Regions from separate parts of the Homo sapiens genome. Here all the other regions are linked to region 2. Evidence: chromatin contacts called from ENCODE Hi-C data. All regions are on one chromosome and are shown on one strand. The core of a region is the stretch at or near the end of the contact, and the rest is flanking DNA. Distances in the headings are between cores, read along the strand shown.

Region 1 (3,579 bases), core at 762-3,261, 3.2 Mb before region 2:
TACTCGGGAGGCTGAGGCAGAAGAATCACTTCAACCTGGGAGGGAGGCAGGGGTTGCAGTGAGCCGAGATCATACCACTGCACTCCAGCCTGGGTGACAGAGCGAGACTCCATCTCAAAAAAAAAAAAAAATTCAGGACACTGATGTTGGTACAATATGTATATATAGCTATATGCTGTTTATATAAATTCCTGCAGCCACGCAATCAAGATACAAAACTATTCTGCTGCCACAAAGCTCTTCTCCTGCTACCTCCTTGTAGTCACACATTCACACACCCACCATTCATCACTGAATAAATTAACAAGTCCTACAACCTGACATGAAGGATTCTGTATGTACTAGACACTGAGGATAGATACAGACATGGTTCAAGGACTCTTCCCACGTTCAAAGGGCCTCCTAGTTGTCTCCTCCCAGAGAAGGATATAAGACATTTGCAAAGTTATCAATACAAGCCAGGAAATGAAACTGCTACTGGCCAGGTGCTGTGGCTCACGACTTTAATCCTAGCACTTTGGGAGGCCAAGGCAGGTTAATCACTTGAGGTCAGGAGTTCAAGACCAACCTGGCCAACATGGTGAAACCCCGTCTCTACTAAAAATACAAAAATTAGCCGGTCATGGTGGTGCACACCTGTAGTCCCAGCTACTCAGGAGGCTGAGGCAGGAGAATCACTTCGTCCCAGGAGGTGGAGGTTGCAGTGAGCTGAGATTGCGCCACTGCACTCCAGCCTGGGTGACACAGCAAGACTCTGTCTCAAAAAAAAGAAAAGAAAGAAAAGAAAACTGCTATAAAGAGAGCTTCCACAGATATCGTCAATAGGAGCATGGAGTGATGGAGGACAGCTAACATTAACTGTAGTATGTACCAGATGACTTTGGTATCTCATTCAAACCTTCTCAGAATCTCTCAAAGAGAAGCACTATTAACCCCATCTTACAGATATGAAAATTGAGGTTCAAAAAAGTGAAAAATCTTGATGGAGATCATATAATTGGTAGGAAGTTACTTCTCCTATCTGATCTCAAAGCCAAGGCTTTTTCTACCACAACTAATGCCAACCAAGTATTCAACAACTACTGTGGCTCCATTATGCCCAGGCACAGTGCCAAGCATCAGGGAAATCATTACAATAACAATAGCTCCCAACTGTAAGCAGTTACTATACTTGCAGGCATTGTACTAAATACATGAATTAAAACGAATCCCCACAAATGTTAAGTACAATCACTATGCCAATCTGTGAGGAAAACTGAGCCTCAGGAAACAGTATGGCAAGTTTGAAAGAGGGTTGATATTCCAACCCAAGTGGGTCCGACTCCAAATCTCGTGCTTCTATCTACTGTATTTAGTACCTTGCTACACAATAATGATTATGACCGAGATCAGTCCCTGGTCCTGAGGGGCTTTTAGTCAGGTAATGATCACTTCCTTCTGACAGTGTCAGAGAAGGCACGGAGGGAGGGATACCGCCCTTTGGCCTCAAAGGACGGCTAGAGTTTAGGCTATCACAGGCAAAGGACACTGTAAGGGCGAACAAACCTGGGAAAAGTAAAGAAATTGAACTCTGACACCTGGTGACCCTACCAGTCGTAACTCCATGACTCTCAGGGCGTGTCTCCAGAAAGCACCACCCCCACCTCGTCCGAGGTCCGAGGCCCAGCCCAACCGGAAGTCCACTCACCGGACTCCCGCAGCAACCCCGCGAGCTTCCACAACAGGGAGTCCCTCTGAGCGGTCGTCATGGCCACGGGACGCTGGGGGGCGGAGCCTGGGGGGGGAAAGAGGAAGCGGAAGAGCCTCAGGTGGGCGGTAGTGCCAAAAGCCCAGGGCGTCCGCGCAAACCGAGGCGTCATGCGGAGAAAAAGGCGAGAAAGAAAAGAGAGGAAGAGCATCCTCCTGGCCGCCCTTTCGAGGAACATAAGTCCTGGTCAGACATACCGAACCTCCCCGTCTGGTCCTCCTACCAGCTCAGCTGCCCGGCGCCTATCAATGATGGAAAGGAAGTCCCGCCCCGGAAGAAAATCGAGCCAAGGGACGACCGGAAAACATGTCTCTGCCGCCGGAAACCGCGCCGTAGATCATGCAAACGAATCGAAAAGGGGCGGTGCGGGGGCTGTCTCCTGACCGCGGTGGTGGCTGCAGTGGTTCCCTGGGCTTCCTGGCCCGGAGCTGGGCACCCATTATTCCCCCGCCCTGCGCAGCCTGGGGCTCCCGCTTGGCTTTCGGCGAGCCTACCGCGCCGGTGAGGAAACCCTGACTCGTTTGCAAACTGGGCGGGGAAGCAAAGTTTAGAGAAATGGAGCTTTGTTAGATAAAAATTTTTTCAACGCAAACAGTCATTTTCCAGTGAAAGGAGAGCGTATCCGCCGTAGGATGGACTTAGATCGTGTAAAAGCTGAGGCCACCGAGGATATAACCTCCGGGGTCCTTTGCCTCCTTTTCCTTAGACTCCCTCCAAACTCGTGTATCTTTCCTTCAGCAGTACTGGGCTCCACGCGAACCTAGTCCTTTGTCTTTACCCTATTACCTTTCATAACATCCTAGTTGAAAAGTAGTTATTCAACCGCGTTTGAAAATGAGAACAGGTTCACAGAGGCTAGGTTACTTGCGAAGGTCGTTCAATTAGTAACCAGTAGCGCCAGGACTGCCAGTTTCTTGCTTCCGAATTCTCATGGTAGCTTTCACCAGGCTCCCCGTCAAATGCTAACGTCAACTACTGAACTAGATTAGCAAAAAGGTCTTTTAACAGAATTCCTGGTTTTCAGAGAGAGTTTCTTTCATGAAGCGCCCCATTTCTACAGAGGAAAATCAAAATGAATCCTAAGCCAGTTGAAAGGAGGGATAGGATCATAGTCATCTTTATCCCAAGTTGCCAGATTTGAAAGATTTTATTTTCTCAAGACAAAATATTTGAAATGGCAAATATTTCAAATATTTTGAATATTTGAACCACACAATTTCGCATTCATGGCATACTACTTGTGCTCTGAGCTGAAAGCCTTTTAGGTTAAATAAAGTAAGTGGAGATACATCCGAAGCAGCAGTGTTGAGCTCAGAAAAACAATACCCCAAAATACGGCGCTTTGGTATGCTGACTATTTTGAACTAAAAGAGACTGGAAGGCCTCAGGCACAGTCTCTCCGACCTTTTCCTGCCCTCCTGTCTCCCAGCCTTCTTTCTTCCCCAAGGCAAGCCATAGAAACCAGAATTCCTCTTCCCCAAGATGAGTCACAGAAACTAGAAGCCCTCTCCCCCAAAGCCAGCCATAAAACCTAAACTTCCCCCCACCTTTCTATGTAAGAGCTGGCCGTGGCCTGGCGCGGTGGCTCACGCCTGTAATCCCAGCACTTTGGGAGGCCGAGGCCAGCAGATCACCAGAGGTCGGGAGTTCGAGACCAGCCCAACCAACATGGAGAAACCCTGTGTCTTCTAAAAATACAAAATTAGCCGGGCATGGTAGTGCATGCCTGTAATCCCAGCTATTCGGGAGGCTGAGGCAGGAGAATCGCTTGAACCCGGGAGACAGAGGTTGCTGTGAGCCGAGATCACGCCATTGCACTCCAGCCTGGGCAA
Region 2 (4,061 bases), core at 1,224-3,723:
GGGAATCATGAGGTCTTTGGTCAGCATTAGATGAGCTACTGAGATTCTGTTGCTTGAAAATGACACCATGGCTCACTGGCTTACAAGACTCCCTTGGGAAATTTTGGGATGGGCCTTGCTTGGCCTGGAATGGGTTGCCAGCAATGGAGGTGCCCGAGCTAGTCCTCTGATGCTGTTCTGCCAATAACTTCTCAGCTCTGCGGGCCAGAGCCTTTTGTCGATTCTCTTCAATCTTTTTCCTCTGCTCCTCTGTAAGAGGCAAGGACATTTTCACAGAGAAATGCTTATGCAGGAATGTCAACCTTTAATTGGAAAGTTGGCAAAAGCTGTGGAAGAAAGTAAGAAGAATGAAATGAACATTACATGTATTAATTGTCATACTCCAACCATGATTTTAACAAGCTTTTGTCCCAGAAAATGCATAATGAGCACAACTAAAGGATGTATTAAAGTTTCTTTTATAATTGCACACACACTGAAATAGTAGGCAGCATATGCTGAAATAAAGACCCTGATCAAAAAGCAAAAAGCAGGTCGGGTGTAATCCCAGCACTTTGGGAAGCTGAGGCAGGTGGATCACTTGAGGTCAGGAGTTTGAGACCAGCCTGGCCAACATGGTGAAACCCCATCTCTACTAAAAATACAAAATTAGCCAGGCGTGGTGGTGCACGCCTGTAATCCCAGCTACTTGGGAGGCTGAGGCAGGAGAATTGCTTGAACCTGGGAGGCAGAGGTTGCAGTAAGCCAAGATCGTGCCACCGCACTCCAGCCTGGGCAACAAGAACAAAACTCTCAAAGAAAAAAAAAAAAGCAAAAAGCAAATCCAAAGCTAAAAAGGCATTTCAGAGGCAATATTTCTCTCCTTCTCACATGGTAACTCACATGGTAACTCAATGGTTCGAAGCACTGCCAAAATGGTGAGTAACTCTTCTGATAACTCACATGGCCCAGCCAAGGTGAGTTATCAGAACCTAAGAAAGTTATGCATTGCAACGTAAATCCATCAGATAATGAGAAAGGTGACATTTTTAACCAGAAAGCATAATAGATTAGACTGAAATAGACCAACCAACCACATACCATGGCGTGACACTTGCTAACATAGTCTTTTTCCAACCTAGAAGAAGGAAAAAAGCATTAGCCTCCCATAGCCTGCACACTGAATTCTCCCCTCACATTCACCCCTTTTTATCATTCCTGGCAAATCAGTCTGCCTGTGGCTCAGTGCAAGCCAGAGCAGCTGGCCTTAGGACCTGACTTCCAACACAACACACGGAGCAACTGACTGACTCTCCTGGGAAAATAAGGAGCAGAAAAAAAAAAATTATGTGTTCACTGTGCAAATTAAGATGCTACATAAAGATGTAAACAAAAAAGAATAAAATTACTCTGTAATCTTACCAGCCATCAATAACCACAGTTGAAATTAATAATTTAGAGTATATAGTTCGGATTTTTTTTCATCCATAACAAAATGGCACATATTTAGGAGATATAAGAATTTATTATAAAGTAGGATCATTGTAAACATTCCATATTGCACCCTGATTATTTTTTTCCATGAATTTACCCGGAACATTTATTTTCCTATGAGCTGAGACATGTTTACAATATTTTAGAAGCAGCGGGCAGGACACACCAATTTGTCTGGCTTGGTTCAGACTAAATAGGCTGCATCTAATGTAATGCTGTGTAACGGTTACAATGATGATGTAGGGGTACTCCAGTAGCATTGCTTAGGCCTCTGGGCAGCTATAGGGTTCAAAGCCTTCCTTCCCTGCTGGGGCTCCCTTTGGCCAGAACCCAACCCCCCTCCCCCCTCCCCCACCACGAAGTATCTATCCCCAGAGAACTTCCACCTTCTCCAACCATTAGCAGTTAGGAAGGGGTGAAGAGGTTAGGAAAAGGTTTTGGAGGTGCACAGCAGAAGCCCTCAGTCTCTCTGGGTAACACACTCCTGCCTAAGTTTCCAACCAGGGATCTCCTGCACCTCCAAACTCCCCAGATCCCAGGCCTGGTAAGCTGTCTCCACTAACCAGAGAGACTCGGCCATAAGACCCACTGATCAGCCCCAAACCATAAATCCATTCCGCCACATGGACGCCCCTCTTCCCCTCTAGGCAGGGACCTCTGCCCCCCGCCCCCCACGCCCCGCATTTCGGGGCGAGCCTCACCCAGCCTCAAGGTAAGCGGGCGCCACGCCCCACTCCCACCCCTACGATCTCCACTTGGATTCACCCTTCCCATTGGCCCACTTCCTCCTCCAGGCTGGCATTGGTCTCGTCCGCCTCCGCCGCCTTCCTGCCAGTCTACCACTTTCTCACCCAGGGAGGCCTAGAACGCGAGCCACATTCGCCCCCGGCCCTGACCCCAGGCGCGACTGCAGAGCCTCCCGAGCGGGACCGGTCTTCCGAGTGGACGGTTAGGCCACGGGTATTCAAGCGCTGCGAGTTCGCCAGCCTTATTGTAGCGGCCAGGCCTGAAGGGCTAGGCCACCGCTGAACTACATTTCCCAGCAGGCAACGCGGCCGCAGTTTCGCTTCCAAAAGTAAGAATGATGAGACGAGAACGCGAGCGGGGCTGCAGTGTCTTCTGGGATTTGTAGTTCGGGCCGGGAGCCTGGCGAGAAACGGGAGCTGCAACGTCATGGGCGGGGCGAAAGTGGTGCACCCTGGAAGTTGTAGTTCTCCAGAGGTTTAGCCAAACACTAGGTCCTGAAAGCCTAGGACGTTGAGGTTTCCAAACCCGGAGTCGGCTGTCTCCAGAGGACATCCCAGACAGCCATACTAACTTGGCAGCTCTTAATAAAAAGTATCTCCCCGGGGCATCCATTCCTGGTATTGCTATACTTGCCATTTAAGCCCCACCCGCTGCGCCCGGCTGCCATCATCGTCATCATTGTAGTCATCAGTCATTGTGTTTAGCATAAATATGAGTTACCTCATTTAACCGCACTACAACCTATGGAACACATTCTTGTCCCCCTTTTACAGAGGGGGAAACTAAGACAGCTATTTGATAATATTTCTCAAGGCTTTATTAAGCTAGCTTGTGATTCTGATTCCATAGCCCCTCCTCTTGAGAGAAGATTAGTCATGAGACTTAAAGAGTCACTTTACCCCATCCTGAGCACCAACATCCTGAGCCATCCTGAGCACCATTGGTGATAAATATAACATTTCTCTATCAGTGTGCATATGAATGTTGCTATTGTTCTATTTTCAAACATGGCTCATTTAAAAACAAACAAGTCTACTAAAGGATTTGAAAAAATGGACCAGACATGCTAAGAAAAAGGAAGCACAGCAATGTGTGTAGTTTGATTTTTTTTTTTTTCATCCTTACCTGTACATGTATGTAAACTCATAAAGGTCTGGGAAGGAAACTTAAAAAGTCACCAAACTGTTCAGGAGCAGAGTGGCATGAAATACACTTTTCAGCTTTTTAATCTCTATTTTTCAGAATGATTTGAATTTTCTAAAATAATAATGTAGAATTTGTGTGACTTTTGAAACAATAAATAATCTCCCTTCTTCCTTCCTTCCTTTTTTTTTTTTTTTTTTTTTTTTTTTTTTTTTTTGAGACAGAGTCTCACTCTGTTGCCTAGACTGAGTGTGGTGGTGTAATCTTGGCTCACTTCAGCCTCTGACTCCTGGGTTCAAATGATTCTCCTGCCTCAGCCTCCCAAATAGCTGGGATTATGGGTGCATGCCGCCATGCCTGGCTGATTTTAGTAATTTTAGTAGAGACAGAGTTTTACCATGTTGGCCAGGCTGGTCTCAAACTCCTGACCTCAAGTGATCCACCTGCCTCAGCCTCCCAAAGTGCTGGGATTACAGGTGTGAGCCACTGCGCCCAGCCCATTTGTCTTAAATGACAAAGACATTGCCTGTCTTAGGGGATCTGTGTGAGGTTTAGTAGTAGAAAGTATTCAAATCTCAGCTCTACCCCTTTTATTGACCTGACATACCCAGTGATTGTGCCTCCATTTTCTCATCTGTAAAGTAAATGTAGAAAACAATACCACCTTGGTAAATCTTGTTATTAGAATCAAAGCAAGG
Region 3 (4,012 bases), core at 551-3,050, 3.1 Mb before region 2:
TCTGGCACCTTTATGCATATTAGAAAAAGGTGTGCCTTTCTCTAGGCAAAGCAGCTTTGTGCCAAGGCCCAGAGTTTGTCAGAGCATGAGCTGGACTTTAGCCCCCACTTGCCCACTCAGCTGAGCTCCCTTATTTAGTACCCGTCCTGTACAAGTATTCACAGCAGCTCTGATTACCGGAGCCTGCCTTGTAGGCTGGATGGATGTGTGTGACCACCATCCAGCCCACTCTAATATGTATCCCAGGTGTAAATGCTCCAGGGAGTCTCCTCCCTGTCAGACAATATGCCCTGTGGTAAGGGACCATGTGTAATAACCCTGCTAAGTGTTTTCAGTGGCTACCTAGCACAGTTAGCCAAACACATCCTCACAATAGCTACAATTTATTGAATGCTTACTAATTCTTACAACACTACATGAGACAAATATTGTGATCATTGTTCAGATGAGAAAACTGAGGCTCAGACAGATTAATGTGCCCAAGACATCACAATTAGTAACTGCAAAGCTAAGTAAATTCACACTCAGGTGTGCCTAATCCAAAAACCTGTTTTTCCTATAATCTAGAGTCTAGACAATCTATAAATGTGTGGGATGAAAGAAAAGGAAGAATTATTCATGATGGTAGAGGGATTCAGAGAAGACTTGGGGGCCCAGAAAAAGAACTCGGGGAAACACTGGGGAGCCCAGGTGAGGGATGAGATGGGGATCTCACCGAAGAAGCAGTAGACGACTCCAAACAAACAGCACATGATGCAGACGAGGGCCGGCAGTGCCTGGTACCTGCGCTCCAGGGGCTGTTCACAAGGTGCACCCCAGAAGGCATCATCTGGCTCAGGGGGCAGCAGCTGGAACCGCAGTGTTGCCACAGTCCCCGGCATAGTGCTGGGAATAGAAGGGAGTCACCCTCCCAAGTTAACCTGACAGAGGGAAAGTTGGGGTCACGGAGGAGTCCTGGGTCCCCACCAGGATGGGGGTGGGAGAGGGATTGGGAGAACTCAGCAAGGACAGTGGACAAAGGAATAGTATCCACATTTGTGCAGCTCCGGAAGCATCTCTGGAGTGGGGAGCAAAGACAAAGGGAAACAAAAGTGCCTGGCTAGTGGAGGCTGGGATGAAGTTAAAAGAGGGACGGGAGTCGGGGGGATGAAGGGAGCGTGCTGCCAGTGAGAAGGAGGCAGCCAAGAGATTCATCTGTGGGCGGCTCAATATGGGATTGTCCAAGATTTACCTGGGCTGGAGGCGACCTGAGCTTCTGAGTGAAAGAGGCTGTGCAGAGGCCCGAGGGGCCGGGGTTGCGGGGCGCCAGAGGCTCCAACTGACTGGGGTCCAGGGAAAGTCCGTCGTGCGAGGAAGGGGGCTGCTGGGCCGGAGAGAATGGTGTCGGCGCGGTGGCGGCGCCGCTCCACGTCCAACACCGGCTGGCACTCCAGTCCCGCGGCGTCCGGGAACTCGGGCTGGGCCTGAGGAAGGGGAAGGCGCAGGAGCCGGGGCTCGGGCCGCCCCAGAACCGCGGCCCCATGCCCTGAGCCCGCCCGCGGCCTTTGGTGCTGATGGACAGCTCCGGCCTCTGCTCCTGACGTCACTCAGGGCGCACCATCCAGGCAGGGGCGGGCTGCTTCTGACGTCACATGGGACGCACCAACCACGCCGCGGGAGGCAGGGGACTCCGCCCCCGGCGTCTCCCTCTCCCGCACTGAGGAGGGGGCACTTCCGGGGGTCCTTCCCCTTTAACCTCCCCCTTCTCCTCCCTCTCCGGTAGCGAGAGCCCGAGACCCCACCCCGGGGGCGGGGCCCTTGCAGTGACACGTCGGACAGCTGCGGCCGCGGCTGAGGCTCCAGTGCCGAGCGCAAGAACCCTGCGCAGCCCAGAGCAGCTGCTGGAGGGGAATCGAGGCGCGGCTCCGGGGATTCGGCTCGGGCCGCTGGCTCTGCTCTGCGGGGAGGGAGCGGGCCCGCCCGCGGGGCCCGAGCCCTCCGGATCCGCCCCCTCCCCGGTCCCGCCCCCTCGGAGACTCCTCTGGCTGCTCTGGGGGTTCGCCGGGGCCGGGGACCCGCGGTCCGGGCGCCATGCGGGCATCGCTGCTGCTGTCGGTGCTGCGGCCCGCAGGGCCCGTGGCCGTGGGCATCTCCCTGGGCTTCACCCTGAGCCTGCTCAGCGTCACCTGGGTGGAGGAGCCGTGCGGCCCAGGCCCGCCCCAACCTGGAGACTCTGAGCTGCCGCCGCGCGGCAACACCAACGCGGCGCGCCGGCCCAACTCGGTGCAGCCCGGAGCGGAGCGCGAGAAGCCCGGGGCCGGCGAAGGCGCCGGGGAGAATTGGGAGCCGCGCGTCTTGCCCTACCACCCTGCACAGCCCGGCCAGGCCGCCAAAAAGGCCGTCAGGTAGTGATCGGCTGCGCCCGCTCTACCCCCTGGGCAGCGGCCGGGAAGCGCGCGGGGAGGTCGCCCGGGCCCGGGTCAGGCTCCGGAAGGAAGGGGCTGGCGAGCCAGGAAGTCTTTGGGCCCCGATAACTTCCGATGGCCCTGCCTTCCCGAGAGCCGTGGGGCCAGTCCGAGACTTTCTCTGGGCCCTATCCCGGCCTGGGCTGAACTTACTGGACTGTGTCCTAAACCGGCTCGACCCGATGGCGCCCCAGAGATCCTACTAGCTCCCTGGCTGGGCTGCTGGTGTTAGAGAAATGACTTATATATAGGGTGAGTGTATAGAGACAGGGGAAGAGAAAGGAGAGAACTAGGATTTACCTGGATCTCTTGTTCCTGAGTGGGTTACAAGGGCCACCTCAGGGTGAGATGGGGGAGGGAGGAATGTACCTATCTCATTAATGTCTCTGCTGATGAGTTGAAATAACTTCTAAGTAACATTGGGTTCAAATGCTGGTTCTGCAATTTACCTTCTGCCTTACCAAAAGGTAAGTTCCTAGAGCCCCTGAGTGCAGTTTGCCCCTCCCCGCAAAAACACTCAGTACACCCCTATGCCAAACGTTCCTTTATGTCATTTATGTGAGGCATTTGTGGCATAATGGCATATTTATATAGAAATGAGTAGATACATGGTGTGTCCAGCGTTTGGCTGGGTGCTTTAAACAGATATAATCAGTCCCATTTTACAGATGGCTCAGGTTAAATAACATGCTCAAGGACATAACTACTAAGTAGCGAACCCCGGAGTCAGACCCACAATATCTCTCTCCTATCTGGGTGGGTATTGCCATCTCCCAAATGCAAAGCACTACCTGTTTAAGACCATTTCGTTTAAATCCTCATGACCCCTGGGAGAGAGGGTTTATTTTTAACCTATTCATAGGTGAGAGAACAGATACAGAGAAGACGTGACCTGCCAGGGTCTGTGCTGACCACCTCCCCCCCACCCCCCGCCCCGTTGTCCTTTTGATAAGCTTGTGCCATCTCCTCCCCTAGGACCCGCTACATCAGCACGGAGCTGGGCATCAGGCAGAGGCTGCTGGTGGCGGTGCTGACCTCTCAGACCACGCTGCCCACGCTGGGCGTGGCCGTGAACCGCACGCTGGGGCACCGGCTGGAGCGTGTGGTGTTCCTGACGGGCGCACGGGGCCGCCGGGCCCCACCTGGCATGGCAGTGGTGACGCTAGGCGAGGAGCGACCCATTGGACACCTGCACCTGGCGCTGCGCCACCTGCTGGAGCAGCACGGCGACGACTTTGACTGGTTCTTCCTGGTGCCTGACACCACCTACACCGAGGCGCACGGCCTGGCACGCCTAACTGGCCACCTCAGCCTGGCCTCCGCCGCCCACCTGTACCTGGGCCGGCCCCAGGACTTCATCGGCGGAGAGCCCACCCCCGGCCGCTACTGCCACGGAGGCTTTGGGGTGCTGCTGTCGCGCATGCTGCTGCAACAACTGCGCCCCCACCTGGAAGGCTGCCGCAACGACATCGTCAGTGCGCGCCCTGACGAGTGGCTGGGTCGCTGCATTCTCGATGCCACCGGGGTGGGCTGCACTGGTGACCACGAGGTGGGATGATAAGCTATCC

The links. Hi-C counts contacts between places; a loop is a spot of excess contacts on that map. Pooled maps may share reads with other maps.
Region 1: a loop to region 2 is called in a map of CD8-positive, alpha-beta T cell, with 21 times the contacts of the local background. The contact joins the promoter of STK11IP here to the promoter of SMARCAL1-AS1 in region 2. A Hi-C loop is called at or near these places in 3 of 168 maps with a recorded cell type or tissue (CD4-positive, alpha-beta memory T cell, CD8-positive, alpha-beta T cell and naive thymus-derived CD4-positive, alpha-beta T cell), 1 of 37 single-sample maps with no recorded cell type and 11 of 50 pooled maps.
Region 3: a loop to region 2 is called in a map of naive thymus-derived CD4-positive, alpha-beta T cell, with 11 times the contacts of the local background. The contact joins the promoter of CHPF here to the promoter of SMARCAL1-AS1 in region 2. A Hi-C loop is called at or near these places in 1 of 168 maps with a recorded cell type or tissue (naive thymus-derived CD4-positive, alpha-beta T cell), 1 of 37 single-sample maps with no recorded cell type and 8 of 50 pooled maps.

Annotation. Positions count from the first base shown.
Region 1 is chr2:219,596,289-219,599,867 of GRCh38, reverse strand. It overlaps STK11IP (serine/threonine kinase 11 interacting protein), which reads right to left and starts at 2,011. Exons shown (of 25, transcript NM_052902.4): 1 at 1,945-2,011; 2 at 1,688-1,774. The coding sequence starts at 1,748. RefSeq lists enhancers at 1,570-1,629, 1,840-2,059.
Region 2 is chr2:216,410,912-216,414,972 of GRCh38, reverse strand. SMARCAL1-AS1 (SMARCAL1 antisense RNA 1) reads left to right here and starts at 2,473. Exons shown (of 5, transcript XR_001739881.1): 1 at 2,473-2,548. SMARCAL1 (SNF2 related chromatin remodeling annealing helicase 1) reads right to left here and starts at 2,489. Exons shown (of 18, transcript NM_014140.4): 1 at 2,325-2,489; 2 at 1,081-1,117; 3 at 1-326. The coding sequence starts at 268. RefSeq lists enhancers at 2,380-2,469, 2,600-2,689, 2,433-2,727.
Region 3 is chr2:219,541,597-219,545,608 of GRCh38, reverse strand. It overlaps CHPF (chondroitin polymerizing factor), which reads left to right and starts at 1,800. Exons shown (of 4, transcript NM_024536.6): 1 at 1,800-2,384; 2 at 3,420-3,993. The coding sequence starts at 2,071. It overlaps TMEM198 (transmembrane protein 198), which reads right to left and starts at 1,581. Exons shown (of 5, transcript NM_001005209.3): 1 at 1,232-1,581; 2 at 716-920. The coding sequence starts at 881. RefSeq lists silencers at 1,379-1,518, 1,559-2,268, 2,279-2,368.